Regions from separate parts of the Mus musculus genome. Here region 2 is linked to region 1. A link is a loop called in an ENCODE intact Hi-C map of the cell type or tissue named here. Cell type or tissue: heart. All regions are shown on one strand.

The links. A loop is a pair of places that touch in the nucleus more often than their neighbours do. Peaks named below come from ENCODE experiments on the same cell type or tissue, not always from the same donor. Only the 100,000 strongest peaks of a DNase experiment are listed, where the experiment ranks them.
Region 2: it touches region 1 in a loop (3-fold over the local background); 15 of 42 quality-filtered maps call a loop at or near these places.

The regions. Positions count from the first base shown.
Region 1 is chr4:59,611,097-59,619,096 of GRCm38, forward strand. It overlaps Hsdl2 (hydroxysteroid dehydrogenase like 2), which reads left to right. Exons shown (of 11, transcript NM_024255.3): 10 at 1,586-1,714; 11 at 6,539-7,598. The coding sequence ends at 6,651. Among named protein-coding and RNA genes, the nearest start is that of E130308A19Rik, 11 kb to the right of the region's middle. In heart, a CTCF peak has its summit at 4,051 (motif pointing right); no DNase peak of the experiment used is centred here.
Region 2 is chr4:59,846,266-59,854,265 of GRCm38, forward strand. The region is part of intron 1 of Snx30 (sorting nexin family member 30); the gene reads left to right. Among named protein-coding and RNA genes, the nearest start is that of Snx30, 45 kb to the left of the region's middle. In heart, a CTCF peak has its summit at 4,166 (motif pointing left); a DNase peak (open chromatin) is centred at 4,136; H3K27ac peaks cover 553 bases.

The sequences.
Region 1 (8,000 bases):
ATAACTCCTTGGTATATATAATAGAGAAGAAATCCTACATAGATGGATAGGTAATGTACAGGTAAAATACAATAATTTATCAGTTGTGGGTAGCTTTCCAATTTTATCTTTGAGTTAGGTTAGTATGAATTCAGTCTAAAACCTCTACATATGAGCTGGGTGTGGTCATGCACTGCTTTAATCTTAGCATTTCCTGGTGCAGGGGGGAAGGGTCAGCAGAGACAGATAAATCTCTGAGTTTGAGGTCAGCCTGGTCTATAGAATGAGTAGCCAGAGCTATGTAGAGATACCCTGTCTCAAAAAACCAAACCAATACAAACTCCTAATGTTTTTCTATATAATAAAAGTAACATAGACTAATGGTAGTTTTAAGAACTACTTAGTTCTGTTATATGCAAACTTTCTCCTCCTCTATGCTGTTTTCTGCCTAACTGTAATCTTCCCTTCTTCCTTTTTGTTTTTGAGCTCATGGTCTGTTGCTTCAGTCTTTATTTTTGCAATGTCCCAAACTTGCTGAACCCTCCGTGCTTATGCTGTGACCTCTCTGTTCAAGACTTAGTTCTGGATGACACAAACTGCCTGGTTTCCCCAGAGCTGCATCAAGACTATCAAATCTTGTTAGACAAAAATCAAAGCAGTAATATCAGCTGAACTGGTGGGTTCCTCTTCAAATAGGGCTAAGCAGCAACTTAGACTCTTTTGTTAGCTTACTGCCTCATTTTCCACAGCAGATTATTTTCAGAAACCTGCAGGTAGAAATGACTTCAGCTTCCTGCCATCAGAAGTCCATCAGTCGGCCATCACAGGCCCACCTCTTCCTCCCAAGTGGATGGAGCTTAGCTCCCGGCAGTACCTCCCAAGCTTGATTAGCTACATATAGCCCCTTCCTCACATGTCCAGTTTGATCCAGTCAGTCAGGGGTGATCTGACAGACATTGACAGTGAAGTAGGTCATGGGAGACACTAGCACTATCCGAGTTATAGATGCATCTCCTCTGTCTTTTTCTTTCAGAACCACACTTACTTTTATCTGAAGCCCGCTCTATTGAACATAGTTTTCTCCCTTCTGGTTTCCTTTGTTCCCCAGGGGTTGTTTTCACAATGGTCCTAGATGAGGGCTGTGCACCACTGGGTTTGTCAGCCCTCCCTTCATCTCCTCAGTAGGATCCAAGGTGCTTGGGCACTTCTTCCTTCTGGAAATGCCTGCTTTTCTTGGCTTCCTCTTTAATAGCCTCTGTTTTCTTCTTCACTGTCCGTCTCCAAACTGAAGTGTTGCACCTGATAAAACTGAGCCATTTTCTTTGTCCCAGTCCCTTCTAAGCACTGCTGTAACTTCTGTGTGAATTTCACTACTCCAGCTTTGCTCCCTCTATCAACACACCCACATAACCTCTGTTTCCTCTTTGGAGAAGAAGCTGGCTTTTCTTTTTGTTACTGAATGATCTTCAGAACCTAGCACAGTGCTGAGACCATAGTCAGTGCCGAGTCTGATGGGGGCCTGAGGATTTTAGCCAGGACAGCATGTTAGGAGGTAATTACAACTGTAGTAATGATGACATAGATTTTCACGTATTTGTCTGTACAGGTGAAGATGGTGGTACGTGGTTTCTTGATCTAAAGAGCAAAGGCGGGAAGGTTGGACACGGAGAGCCCTCTGACCGGGCAGACGTGGTGATGAGTATGGCCACTGATGATTTTGTCAAAATGTTTTCAGGTACGTTTCCAACTCTCTTAGTTTGCTTGTTTCAAATAGAATATTTTGGATATTCTACTTGTTCCTTTTCTAGATAATCAAGGTTCAGAAACATTCCCAACAGTGGGAGAGTGCCGTGCTGAAAAGCATGTGGTCCTGGGAGGCTGTTCTTAGGCTGCCTCTGATCCACCTCTCCCTCATCTGATAAATGGAAAATTGAGGTAGATCTTTCTCATCACCGAGAAAATAATGACGTAACATTGGAAACAAAAATAATGCACAAGGATTACTAAGTAGGCTTCATTCTGCCTGAACTAAAGTACTGTATTTTCAGTGTGGTCACTGGAGGCTAGAAGTCAGCAGTACCTCACTCCGGCCTCACCAGATGCCATAAAGGAGACAAGACAGGACTCTTTTGTGCCCTTGTACCCTGCTTTTGTGGGATCTCTATCCCAGAGAATCTTTTGCACGATTTTATGTTCTGCCCAGTAATCTCTAAAAGTGCCAAAATAATTTTAAGGGTACCCTATTTTCTTATTAGAGATTAAACAGCATTTTTTTATACATTTAATGATCAGTAAATGTTTGGTTTTGTTTTTGTTTTGTTGAGATAGGATCTCTCTCTATATTCCTGGCTGTCCTGGTTCTTGCTATGGAGTCCAAACTGGCACTGAGTTAACAGAAATCAATGCCTCCTAAGTACTGGGATTAATGGTGTGTACCACTATACTCAGCCTAAATGTTTGGTAAAAACGAATCATAGATTTTTTTATTTTATTTTAAGGACAGTTTCAATTACAAATGCATTCTGCTGTTCATGCTTATAACCTCAGCACTTGGGAAGCTAAGGCTTGACTTGTGAGTTCAAGGCTCTATGTAGTGAGTTTGAAGTCATTCAGAGCTATCTAATAAGATCCTGTCTCAATAAACTAAACAAAAAGGCATTGACAGTGTCTAAGCTGAATAAGTTAAATATACTTAATAACTATTGTGTAATTGTTGTGGTTTAAGAATGGATTTAACTAGTCGGGCGTGGTGGCGCATGTCTTTAATCCCAGCACTCGGGAGGCAGAGGCAGGTGGATTTCTGAGTTCGAGGCCAGCCTGGTCTACAAAGTGAGTTCCAGGACAGCCAGGGCTACACAGAGAAACCCTGTCTCGAAAAACCAAAACCAAACAAACAAACAAACAAACAAATGATGGATTTAACTTGAGATAAAATGTTTTTCACTAGGGCTAGAGAGATGGCTCAGTGGTTCAAAGGACCAGCTGCTCTTTCAGAGGACAAAATCCTTGTGACTGACAAGTCTCTCGAACTCTAGTCCTAGGGGATTTGACATCACCTTCTCTGGCCTTTGCAGGCACTATATACACATGTTGTGCAGACATATATGCAGGCAAAAACCTATATCCATATAATAAAAGTAAGTAAATCTTAAAAAATTATTTTCATGCCAGACAGTGGTGGCACATGCCTTTAATCCTAGCACTTGGGAGGCAGAGGCAGGCGGATTTCGAGGACAGCCTGGTCTAGAGAGTGAGTTCCAGGACAGACAGGGCTACACAGAGAAACCCTGTCTCGAAAAACCAAAAAAACAACAAAAAATCATTTTCATCATTTTATAGAAGTGGTGACTGATGCTCTGATAAATAAGTAATAATCCCAAGATCAGATATCGATTGAGTAGATGTTAGGGCTAGGATATGAATCTATATGTGTCCATAATTATTCTCCAAGCTTAATTTATTATTTGTGTGTGGGGAGCATGTGCATGCCACAGTGAACTGATGGAGGTCAGGATAATTTTGTAGCGTAAGTTCTGCGTGTCTAACTTAGGTTGTTGGGCTTGCACTGCAGAGGCCTTTACCCACTGAGCCATCTTGAAGGCCACTCTTGCTCTTAGTTATTCTGCTGTTCTGACTGACCTTCTAATAAGTGGACAGGACCTCATGTAGTCCAGGCTGGCCTGGAGAACTGTAGAGCTGAAGATGACTTGACCTAGCCTTCCTGCCCCCTTCAGAGCTGGCACCACCACTCATGCTCAGTGGCTGCTCTAACTTTCCCTTATATATAAGCTTGAGACCATGGGCTTTCTACCGATTTGTGAGTGTGCTCTTGCATTTGCTGGAGTCCTCCACGTCATGAGTCATAGGAGGCACATTTGATACCTGGACTTTAGACTGCGAAGATCCTGTCTTTCTCCTTTCATTGTATCTATGAATGTCTTCCTTATATGGGTACAGTTTAGATCTTGGCACCTAAGACGTCTCCTTTAGAGGTCACAGCCATTTCTATATTTATCTAGAAGCACACACTGTAAATACAAAAACCCTAAAGTAACAAATCTCTCTCTTGGGCCAGTAGAGGTCACTGTGTGGCAAAACAGAAAGTAATAAAATAAACTGTTGGCAAGCTCAATGGCACATGCCTACAGTCTCTGTTAGGGGGCTGAGACAGGCTGAGCTAGAAATTTGTGGCCAGTCTGGACAACAAGGTGAGGTCTCTATCACTTAAGGAAAAAGGAAAGAGAATAAATTGTTTAAGATTACTTTATCTGAGGAGGGGTACATACATGTATATTGTTACATTGTGATTAGTACATTGTGATTAGTACATATGTTGTTACATTGTGATTTCTTTGAAAGTTTTTTTTCCCTCAATATTGTTTTGGTAAATTTTTTAAAATTATTTTTATTTTATGACATTGGTGTTTTGACCACATGTGTGTATGTGTGGAGATGTCAGATCCCCTGGAACTGGAGTTACAGACAGTTGTGAGCTGCCATGTAGATGCTGGGAATTGAACGCAGGTCCTCTGGAAGAACAGCCAGTGCTTTGAACCACTGAGTCATTTCTCCAGCTCCCTCATTTTGATAATTTTTTTATACTATCCTCTTTGAGCTTGTTTTCCTATTAACCTTGTACTCCAGATTGAACTAACACTGAATTAATAGTAAAAAGAAAAAGGGAAGGTATTTTTCTCTATAGGCTAATATTGTTTATTAGTTGCTACAACTTCTTTTCTTTTCTTCTTTCTTTCTTTCTTTCTTTCTTTCTTTCTTTTCTTTCTTTCTTTCTTTTCTTTCTTCCTTTCTTTCTTCCTTCCTTTCTTTCTTTCTTTCTGCCTTTCTTTTCTCTTCTTTCTTTCTGCCTTTCTTCTTTCCTTCCCTTTCCCTTTTCCTCTTTCTTTCTTTCTTTCTTTCTTTCTTTCTTTCTTTCTTTCTTTCTTTCTCTCTCTCTCTCTCTCTCTCTCTCTCTCTCTCTCTCTCTCTCTCTCTTTCTTTCTTTCTGCCTTTCTTTTCTTTTCTCTTCCCTTCCTTTTCTTTTCTTTCTTTCTGCAGGGTTTCTCTGTGTAGCCCTGGAGTCCTAGAGTCCTAGAACTTGTTCTGTAGACTAGGTTGGCCTTAAACTCAAAGATCCACCTGCTTCTGCCTCCCAAGTGTTGGGATTACATAGTTATAATTCTGTTTGTAATACCTATGTTTCTCTGGTTGAAAATGCTAACATGAACTTTTGTGTTCATAGACTATACTTAAAAAATAATTTGTTAGTGTGTGTGTGTACGTGTGTGTATGTATGTGTGTGTATGTATATGTGTGTATGTGTCTGTATGTGGGTGCGTCCATGTGTGTACAAGTATCCTCAGAGACCAGAAGCATCAGATCCCCTGTAACTGGAGTGATGGGCATTTATGAGCCACTGGAAAGACCTCTTAACCACTGAGCCATATCTCCATCTCTACATATGCTATACTAAAAATAAAAATGTTTAGTATATGTGTTTCCATGTTTATATGAGTACACATGTTCAGGTACCACTGTGCATGCTTAGTTGTCAGAGACAGCCTTGGGTATCATTCCTCACCTTCCAGCTTTAGACAGGGTGTCTTTGTTGTTCCTTACTGTATATGCCATGCTAATTTCCACAAGCTTCTGTGGAAAGCTGTCTCTGCTTCCCATCTCAAAGTAGGACCACTAGAATTGCAGATGTGCACTGTAGTGCCCAGCTTTTCTTGGGCTGGATTTGCACTAAGGTCCTAACACTTGTGCAGCAAGTACTTTACCACTGAGCCATCTCCCCAGCTCCTAACTACTATATACTTAATGATCTTAGTTGTTTGTCTTGACACAATGTCACTGTTAAACTCAGGCTGGCTTTGAACTTATGATCCTCCTGACTCAGCCCCCAAGTGCTGGGGTTGGTTACAAGATGTATGCTGCCATGCCCAGCTTAATAATCATTTGTAAATATTTTGTGCATTTTACACCATTTGATTTCTTGAATTTAAACTTGAAATAGTTAAAGAGTTAATGAACTATAACAGATTGGAAATTAAATAACATAGTATTTGTCCACCAGAATTTATTGGGGGCTATTTCTTTAGTACTGTAACCAGCATATGTATAAATGTAGCATCTTTAGCTTCTTGCCATTACCGTCTGCTGACTGTTTCTTTTGGTTTTTTTGTTTTGTTTTGTTTTTTGTTTTTTTCAAGACAGGATTTCTCTGTATAGCCCTGGCTGTCCTGGAACTCACTTTGTAGACCAGGCTGGCCTCAAACTCAGAAATCTACCTGCCTCTGCCTCCCGAGTGCTGGGATTAAAGGCGTGCGCCACCACACCTGGCTCTGCTGACTGTTTCTCATGTTATCTTTTGTATTGTAAGGTATTGTTGACATCTAAGTCAGGAAGTGAGATTCCCTAGATAGTAATATGAAGTGCTGTGTAGACGTCTCTGTGCTCTGGAATTTATGTGACTCTGGGAATTCTTCCTAGAATGCATGTTCTTCAAGTAGCATATTCCTTAGGTCACTAATGCTTTCACTGTCTTTATTTTTCGTTTTAGGGAAATTAAAGCCAACCATGGCATTTATGTCAGGAAAGTTGAAGATTAAAGGAAACATAGCCCTAGCAATCAAATTGGAGAAGCTAATGACCCAGATGAATTCTAGACTATGAAGGACAAGAAGTAACAATGTTGACTCTCCTCAGAAGTAAAAAGCTCAGCAGTTAGAAATCTGTTGTCTCCCCCACTGTCATGTAAGGACATATAAGTTTGTTCTAGAAAGAAGTAGAATTTCTGTATCTATAAGATTTGAAACTGTAACTAAAACAACTAACCAATCACATACAAGTTTAATTAAGTGACATCCTAATATATTGTGGTTTTTCCAAGTTTTCCTCTCTATGCCTTTATTTCATTCATTGCTTTCTTGCAGAAAAGTATGTATCATGAACAACCAATTGGTATCAAGCAATAAAATTAGCTGTTTACAAAACTTCTTATGTAAAATGAAGCTACTTTATCTCCACAAAGACAGTTGCATGAGGGTTGGGTGAAGAACTGCAGTATCATTTCTTTCTGTAACCCTGACTGGCTTGGGACTCACCCTGTAGACTAGGCTGGGCACGAACTCACAGAGGTCTGCCTGCCCCTGCCTCCTGAGTGCTTTGACTGAAGGTGTGCTCCACCACCACCTGGCGGTTTTTTTTTTTTTAAGGACTTTTATTTTGCCTGGCTGTGTTTTATGAACTTCAGTGCATAATACTTGCAGGCGAAATCTTGTTTAACTTATTATAAGCATTTATACTATTGATACTATTCTAGATATCTTAAAATTTTCAGCTTTTCTTTTTTTTCCAAATGGGTTAACCCAACTGGCCTTAAACTGGGGTCAGTCCTCCTGCCTCAGTTTTCTTAGTGCTATTATTATAGACATGAGACACAATGCCTGGCTTTATTGAGCTTTCAAGTACTAACATATAGAAATATAATTAATTTTGTGAGTATGCCTTATGCCCTACAGTAGTCAGATCTACTCATTACCTTTAGCAGCTTCTTAAAAACAGATTCTTTAAATCGTGTTATCTTCAAATAAAGATGAATTTATCTTTTTTCCATTCTATGTGCCTTTTATTTCTTTTTCTCGTCATATTGCACTGACCCACCAATATAATGGTGAATACTAATGGTAATAATGGATTCCCTAACCTGAGGAATAAAGGAAGACCTGTCTCAAATATCAAACTATACAAAACAAAATCAATTTTATTTAATACATAAATCACTATATAATTTATTCACTCAATGCCCCCCCCCCCCAGAATTAAGCAACCATCATCCCAATGAAATAGAACCTTTAAAAAATTTACCTTTTCCTCTCCCTCCATCCCTTCTTTCTTTTGTATCCTGTGTGTAGTCAGGGAACCACTTGTGGGGAGTGAGTTCTCACCTTCCACCATGTGGGTTCTCAGGATTGAACTAAGTTCATCAAGCCTTCACATTCTGAGCCATCTTGCAGGCCCCG
Region 2 (8,000 bases), 240 kb after region 1:
GGGTGAGACTTCCCTTCACTCCTTCTCCTTAGCTGTATAGATGGAGCATGCCTTTATTTATCTTCTCTGTTCTATCTGACAGGTATGTCCCACATGTATCCCACGGGCTGCATATGCCCCAGGAGAGCTGTGAGTGGGGCCCAGTACAAATCGGAACTTACTTTATGTATGACGTCTTGTAACTTGATTGATGCTTCTTGAGCATGAACTGTGTGTGTGACAACTTTGTGTTGCAATATCAGAAGATGGGACACTTGCCTGAGCTGCTCCTAGGTCATAACACAGGTAGAGACAGAAATTAAATATGGCCAGGAGGAAGGGGTGCTGGAGGGAGTGGCCCTAATCTCAGGTGAGGGTCTGATGATCCTCTGCTCCCTGGGACGCATCAGTAGACTCATCGTCTGCTAAGATGCTGATGGCTGTTGTGCTTGAAGGACAAGGTGGTGTGGGACAGCCATGCGTGAGACCTAGACTCTTTAGATGTTGTTGAATGGCCTGTCACTTCAGAGTCTTTTCCTTTTAATGTAGAACAACCAGATTTGATGACGATTGGCAGGTTCTGTGCCCCGTGGCCTTGTGTGATGTGTGTGCAGAAATGCCAGTGGAAGAATGAACATTTTGCTCAATTGTGGTTTTTTGGCTGGCAGGATCCTGAGAGCAGGCTAGAGATGGGCATAAAAGAGAGCTGGTCTTAGGGAGAGTTGTGTTTTTAGTTGTGTTAGGACAGCTTAGTCTGTCTTCTTAGAAAGCTGTGTACTTGACTTTGAAGTCTGCCAAGTAGTATGTGCATGCATTGACCAAACACAATACCCATGAAAAGTGAGCTAAGAAAGAAGGGTTACTTTAGGCTCACTGTGATGGGAAGGCAGGGGCAGGGGCAGGGGTGGCTGGTCACATTGCATCTGTGCTCAGGAGACAGAGAGATGAACACTGCTGCCCAGCTCCCATTCTCCTTTTGATTCAGGGCAGGGCCCCTGTCCATATGATGTGCTGCCCTCATAGAGAGCGGGCTTTCCACTTCATTTAGCCTAGAAACTCCTGTACAGACAACACCCAAATTCCCACCTCCATGGTGATTCTAAATCCTGTCAGAGTGACAGTGAGGCTCATCCCTTAACACCTGCAATCGCCATCTTCTTGCTGTGGGCCTTCGTTCTTCGTTTAGGGAGGAGCTTTTAGGAATGCCTCTCCTCCTTTAGTGCAGGTGACTCTTTGGCCTGGAATGGCCACACTGCTCTCCCCTGGCCTTGCTTTTCTGTTTGGCAAGTGTCCTCATTCTTCTTAAGCTGTCCTAGCACCCTTTGCTCTCGTTCTTCAAGGCAAGGAGTACTGTCACAACCAGTTTTGCTTTGTGTCATCATTAGCGGTTTTGGCATTCCTACTGAGTGGTTTAAACACAGATGGTCTTGGCCCTGTGTTTTGGTAGCCCGGTATCGTCACTTTGGCTGACATCACTTAAATGCTCAGTCTGTTGTTGTAATAGCGGTGCCTCTTTAGAAGGCATCCATAGGAACTATGTGTAAATCCATCAACTAGGCAAATCCTTGTTTCTAAGGATGTCTGGAGCAGGGACTACAGTCTGGAGATCATGGAAACCTGGCCAAAGACTATGGACTGGGGTTTTGATTCTGAAATTCCTTTGAAGGTGTTCTTTTTGTACTGTGCTGATGGATGCATTTTAAAGGGTAGGGTTACTCATAGGAAAGCCAGGGAAACATATTCTGTTTCTAAAAGGCTTTATCAGCCTATCAGTGTGGAAACAGGTGGTCTGTGCGCGCACATACAAGGAAGAGTCTTTGTCACATAGGAAATGGATCAAAATCCAGAGAAGGAAAGTATAAACCTGTTCCCAGACAGTACCACCTTGCACACCGGGCTGAGGGGCCTCAGGACTTGGTGGATGGGTGCAAATGGCCGTGGAGGTTTTGGAGATTATTTGCGATGGGGTTTCTAGGGCAGTGGTGGGGAAAACAGAACCTTTTACACTAGTAAGAGTAAGTGACGTTCAAGAGCTTATACAAGCTAGTTAAGACATACGTGAATAACTCCAGGGTTGAAAAGGATAATGTCTTAAAAATTATCCAGTGTTGTATGACCATTTCCTCTCTGCAGTTTAGAAAATTACAGAGACATTTTATAATTATATGCACTTGCCAGCTTTACTGAAATAATAAACAACTCCCAAAGCCCAAAGCTTGCAACAGACATTAATTTCAGGTCATGTTGTGTTTTCTGGCTGTGAGTCAGCTGTACTCGCTCTTCCCAAATCTTACATTTCTGAAGGAACAGTCCCTTTTGGGGACAAGGTAGGCAGAGAAAAAAACAAGAGACTGTGGGAGACACAAGAATTCCTAACAGTCAGCTTAGATTTGGCCTATGCTACAATCATTCATTTCCCATTGACTAGATCAAGTCACATGACCTAACCCAAAGCCAGTGGTCTAGAGTGTTTTCCTGTAAGAAGCCACTTGGAAACAATAAGAACATGTGATCCTCTCATGGGAAGAGGGGCCAGTCACTTGGGGTGTCCTCAGGAAGAACAGCCAGTGCCCTTAACCACTTAATCAGCTTTTTAAAAAATTAAAAAGAATTATTTATTTACTTTTTGTGTATGAATATCTTGTTTGCATGCATGCCTATTTGGTACCCTAGAACTGGAGTTACAGATGGTTTGGGTCTACCACGTGGGTGCTGGCAATTGAACCAGGGTCCTCTGCAAGAGCGGCAGTGGGCCTTAACCACTGAGCCATCTCTCTGGTCCTTTGACATATTGTTTTTATTTTTTTAAAGATTTATTTATTTTTTATTTATATGAACACACTGCAGCTGTCTTCAGACACACACTAGAAGAGGGCATCAGATCCCATTACTGATGGTTGTGAGCCACCATGTGATTACTGGAAATTGAACTCAGGACCTCTGGAAGAGCAGTCAGTGCTCTTAACCACTAAGCCATCTCTCCAGCCACGACATATTCATTTTTAAAAGTTTATTTAGCAAGGCGGTGGTGGCACATGCCTCTAATTCTAGTGCTTAGGAGGCAGAGGCAAGTGGATCTCTGAGTTTGAGGCCAGCCTTACCTACAGAGCAAGCTCCTGGACAGCCAAGTCTACACAAAGAAACTCTGTTTTGAAAAAACAAACAAACAAACAAACAACTAACACATAAGCCATAAGTTTTAAAATACGGTTTTAACTGTTACTTTATTGTTGGTATATACAATAATTTCCTTTTTTGTCATTTTGGTAGCAGATTAGTGGTTAACCCTCATAAAGTGACTTGGGAGGTTTTCCATGGTTCTATGTGTGCCTTGGAATACTTGACTAAGGCAGGCTTTGGGCTCCCTGGGGCTCAGCTGCAAACCTACTGGCCTAGGTGGTCGTTGTTTTCGGCCATGGGTCTGTCCTTTCTGTCACTGCCCAACTGTGGCTTTCTGGACTTAGAGTATAGTAACTTGTAATATACATATAACTTGTAATCATATAGAGAAATAAGATCTAAATAGTTATATTTTTCTTTCTATATTGGACAGGCCTTGTAAGTTTTACTATGTCTAGTCCATCTTCTAAAATAATCAGAGTTTGTCCCTTTTTCTTGTTTTCAGTATACATTTTAAGCTTTCTCACTTTTAACAAAACGAGAGCATGGAGTAGATGTGACTGGATGTGTTCATGCTGTGGGCTAAAGCCATCTCCTGCATGTCTCTCGCTGCTGTGTGAACTCTCTCCTGGGTGTGTTTTCTTGGGTTAAGTTGATGAGGTAATGCAGGCTTAAGGTTTCTTTTTTCTTTTTAGTTTGTTTACTCATGGCTGATGTGGTTATAACACATGTCTGCTATTGGCCTTGCGTTAGAACAGGTGAATTGGACTGGCTGTTTCTGCTTGATGTTGCTAGAACTATCGTCTTGAGTTTTTTACTTGTAATCACTCGAACAGGACAAGGGTGAGGGGAAGGAAGGCTGGGTCCTGGCGTTCCTGTAGAGGAAAGTTGGCTTGGCTCATCCTAGGGTCTGGGTTCCAGTGGCCTGATCTCCATGGCAGAGCCCACCCCTCTGTGTTTTCAGCTGTGTCTGTTTTGTGTCTGTGAACATGTCTAGAGTTGTCTGCCTGGGTTCATCTGCCCTCAATAATGCACCAAAAACCTTGTGGGCAGGGTGCCCCCTGCTGGTGGTCCTCTGTTATGCTTTGTTCTTGTGCACCTCAGCCAGAAAACTTTCTTTGTCTCATTGTCTTACCTACCCCAACCCCACAACTGCATTTTCAAATTAGGGTGCACATGACAGGGTTGTTTGTGAGCCTCAGTGACAGTAAATAGCCTCAAAAACTGTTAAAGGTGCCTTGTGGTTCCCACTTCAGCTGTGTCCCACTTGTGTCTGGTAGAACATTTTAGAGAGTCTGGCACTTGGGTGACCCTCTCCTGATTTCCAGAGTCATACTGCTTTTCCTATCACCTTTTACCCAGTTCTTTTTGTTGCCTATTCTTTAGATTCTAAGTTAGCGTCTGAGGGTAGGATGGAGAGGAGTAAGCTGCTGTGGGTAACTTACTGAGATGGTCTAGAAGTCTATATTTATAATTGTTGTCTGTCTGTTTGTCTGTCTGTCTATTTTTTTCCTTCCTTCCTTCCTTCCTTCCACCTACCTATTTATTCTTTAAGCCTAGCTTTGCTCTATAATGCAAACTGGCCTTAAACTTGTAGCCCCCTGCCTCTGCCCCCTCAGTGCTGGGTTTACAGGCACCGTCCTCTCTGCCCAGCTTTTATAACAAGTGTGCAACATTTTGTCTTGCTGCTGTAAACACCATGGGTCCTGGTTATTTTCCAGGTTTCATGGTGTTTGCCGTTCTGTTCTGAGTATCTTTGACAAGCAGCTTTTGAGGTTTTTCCTTTTGAGTTGACTCTCCCTAGTGAGTTTAAGTTGAGGTTCACAGCAGAATCATCTGTTTGATCTGTGTAGGACATTCTTTCTTTAGGTGTCCACTGTGCATGTGAATTAGGGCACACAAGGCAGGTACAGGCTGTGTACAGAGTGCTGTCCTTCTCTGCTGTGGGTTGCTGTGAGCTGCTTTGCCAGGCTTTTCTGAAGTGGAGTCATCACATTCTCCAGATTTTCCCAGTGGTGTCATTAGAGAAGCTGGGTTATTTTAGCATGCCTTGTGTTTCACTGCATCCGTATTGGTTCCCGGTAGATGTCATTCTGCCTTTGTAAACCTGTTAACGTAATGAAGAATCCCACCAGAGATTTCTGTTAATTATCTTGCTAACAGATGGCCATAACAGATCTTGAAACTGAAAATCTTTGAACCAGAGGAGTTTGTAAAGCAATGAAGTTCTCTCTGTGTCTTCCTTGGATATGGGGTGATGGGCAGGGGACGGAGGAAGGAATGTTCTTACAGGCGAGAGTTGACATTTTACAGCAGTGAGTATTTTTTTTTTTTCATCAGCAAGCAGTTACCATAGTTCACAAGAATTATTCTAGATAGGCGTTTGCATGATAAAACCAGCAAGAAAATGAATTTGAGGTACCAGCTATGTCTCTACTGTGATTTTTTTTTCTTTTCAGTAACATTGGTGTGCCCATGGTAAACCCTACACCACAGCTTATAATGAAATGTAAAGGTACTTAACAGACAAATCATTATTATTATTTTTTTAAACTGAACAGTGACATGCATCTTGCCATGCTCTCACAGTTCACACACACTCCTCTGGTACTGCCCTGTAAATGTGATTTTGCTGGTATTTCCTCAGATGAAGTGATGAGAGGAGAGCCATACTTGAGCTTTATGAATACATGGCTTGGGTTGAGCCCAGAACGTTTTTATCTAACTATCCCTAGGCCTAGAAGCTTCTAGCCTCTATACAATCTAAACTTCTGCAAGCCTGGACCTTGAAGGCTTCCCCTTCCAGCCTCTGTCTGCTATCGTAGGCCTAGAATGTTTCAGCCTCTGAGACTTACACTGAATAAACTCACCCTTTCTAGCTCTTTCTGAACTCTGGATGGCTGGTCAACTCAGCTATTCTGACTCAAACTCCTCTCCAAGCTGACTGATTCAAAGGCTTCTCTTGACTTCTGACTGAATTGCTCTGCTTGAAAAGACTTGCCTCTGAACTCCATGTGCTGAATTCAACTGCACTCAACTGAACTTCTGTACTTTCCTCTCTCCCTCACTACTTTTAAGTAGCATCTCTTTCTTGTCTGTTCTTGTGTGAGTTGGGTGTATCCTATCTCTGATAAATTCTGTCAAATCTTTCTCTGATTCATCACTTTGTCTGCTCCTCAAGTAGTTGTCATTGTTTGGGATTAAAGGTGTGTACTAAGAGTGTGTCTCTATTGCATTCAGAGGGATCAAGGGTATGTGTTCCAGCCAGAGGGATTAAAGGTGTGCAGCTGTCTGCATTCCAGCCAATTCATAGCTTTGGATGTGATCTCTTGCCAGAGCTGCCATGTTGTTGGATTAAAATTCTTCTGCGCTCCCATATACTGACCCCCTCAGTGCTGCTGTACCCTTATTGCAAATAGGAGAGCTTAAGGTACAGTGTCCCTGCTAGTGGAGGCAAGCTTTTAACATGGCCAGTGTGGCTCAGGTTACCCTTGGAGGTATTCTCAGTTCCCAGGTGTCTATCTGGTACCTTCTGTTGTTCTAAGACTCATTCATCTCTACTTTTCGAGTCCCCCCCCCCCCCCCCAGTACAGCATAGTCTCTGCTTTCATGGAATTCACAGATGAGTAGAGAGTCAGACAGTCAAATCAGTGAATATGCAATAAAGTTCAAATAATGATAATCCTGTGGGAAACAAAGCTGGAGAAGGAGTTGAAGAGTGATGAAAGGATACAGGGTTACTTTTATATTTTACTGGACTGAGATGACCTCTTAAGTGGGTAGCTTCCAGCAGCAGCCTGGATGAAGAGGGTGGGTAGCCACATCAGGATCTGGGACTGGGACACACACTCGGACACACACACACTCGGACACACACACACACACACACACACACACACACACACACACAGAGCGAGCGAGAGAGAGAGAGAGAGAGAGAGAGAGAGAGAACATATAGTACAAAGGTCTGAGGTACAGTGAGCAGTGTCAGCCAGAAGGCCAGTGATTGAGAGTAGGAGGAACTCAGGGAGAGAAGTAGTGTGTGGAGGAGGGGAGGGGGCGGGTCAGTAATGCCTGCTCTATGGAAGTGAGTTTAGACTTGTGTAATGGGATGGTTTTGAGAATTTAAAGCATGGAAGCGACATATTTGGATTTATATATTTTTAAAACCTTTTTTTAAAAAGCCACGATCTCATTATGTAGTAGTCTTGGCTGTCCTGGAGCTTGCTGTATTTACTTATTTATTTTTGATTCTATACCTATGTATTGTGTCAGTGTATGAGCTTGTGCACATGAGTGCAGGTGTCTGAAGATGCCCTTTTTTTTTTTAAAGATTTATTATTTTTATGTAAGTACACTGTAACTAACTTCAGACACACCAAAGAGGGTGTCAGATCTCATTATGGATGGTTGTGAGCCACCATGTGGTTGCTGGGAATTGAACGTAGGACCTTTGGAAGAGCAGTCAGTGCTCTTAACCACTGAGCCATCTCTCCAGCCCCTAAAGATGCCCTTTAGTGCTGGAGTCACAGACAGTCGTGAGCTACCCTATGTGGGTACCCTTTGCTAACAGCTGAGTCAGCTTTCTAGCCTTGGATTTAGTTTAGTTTTGTTTTGAAGCTCCCTAGCTGTGGTGTGGAGAACTGTGTCTGCATTCATGTTGGTTGTAGGTGGTGCTGCCAGCATGAGATGATGCCTATTCCACTGCTGAGCCCTCTGCTGAGCTGAGATGCCTGGACCCAACCCTTGCTCATCACCCCTAAGCTCTTCGTGTTTTCCTGTTGCTTTTGTTTCTCATGGGGCAGTGTGTTGAGAATCATTTTGTGATAAACTTATGACCCTGAAGAAAATGTTGGCTTTACCTGACCGGCTTTATGTTTACCTAGAAGGATCTATGAAGG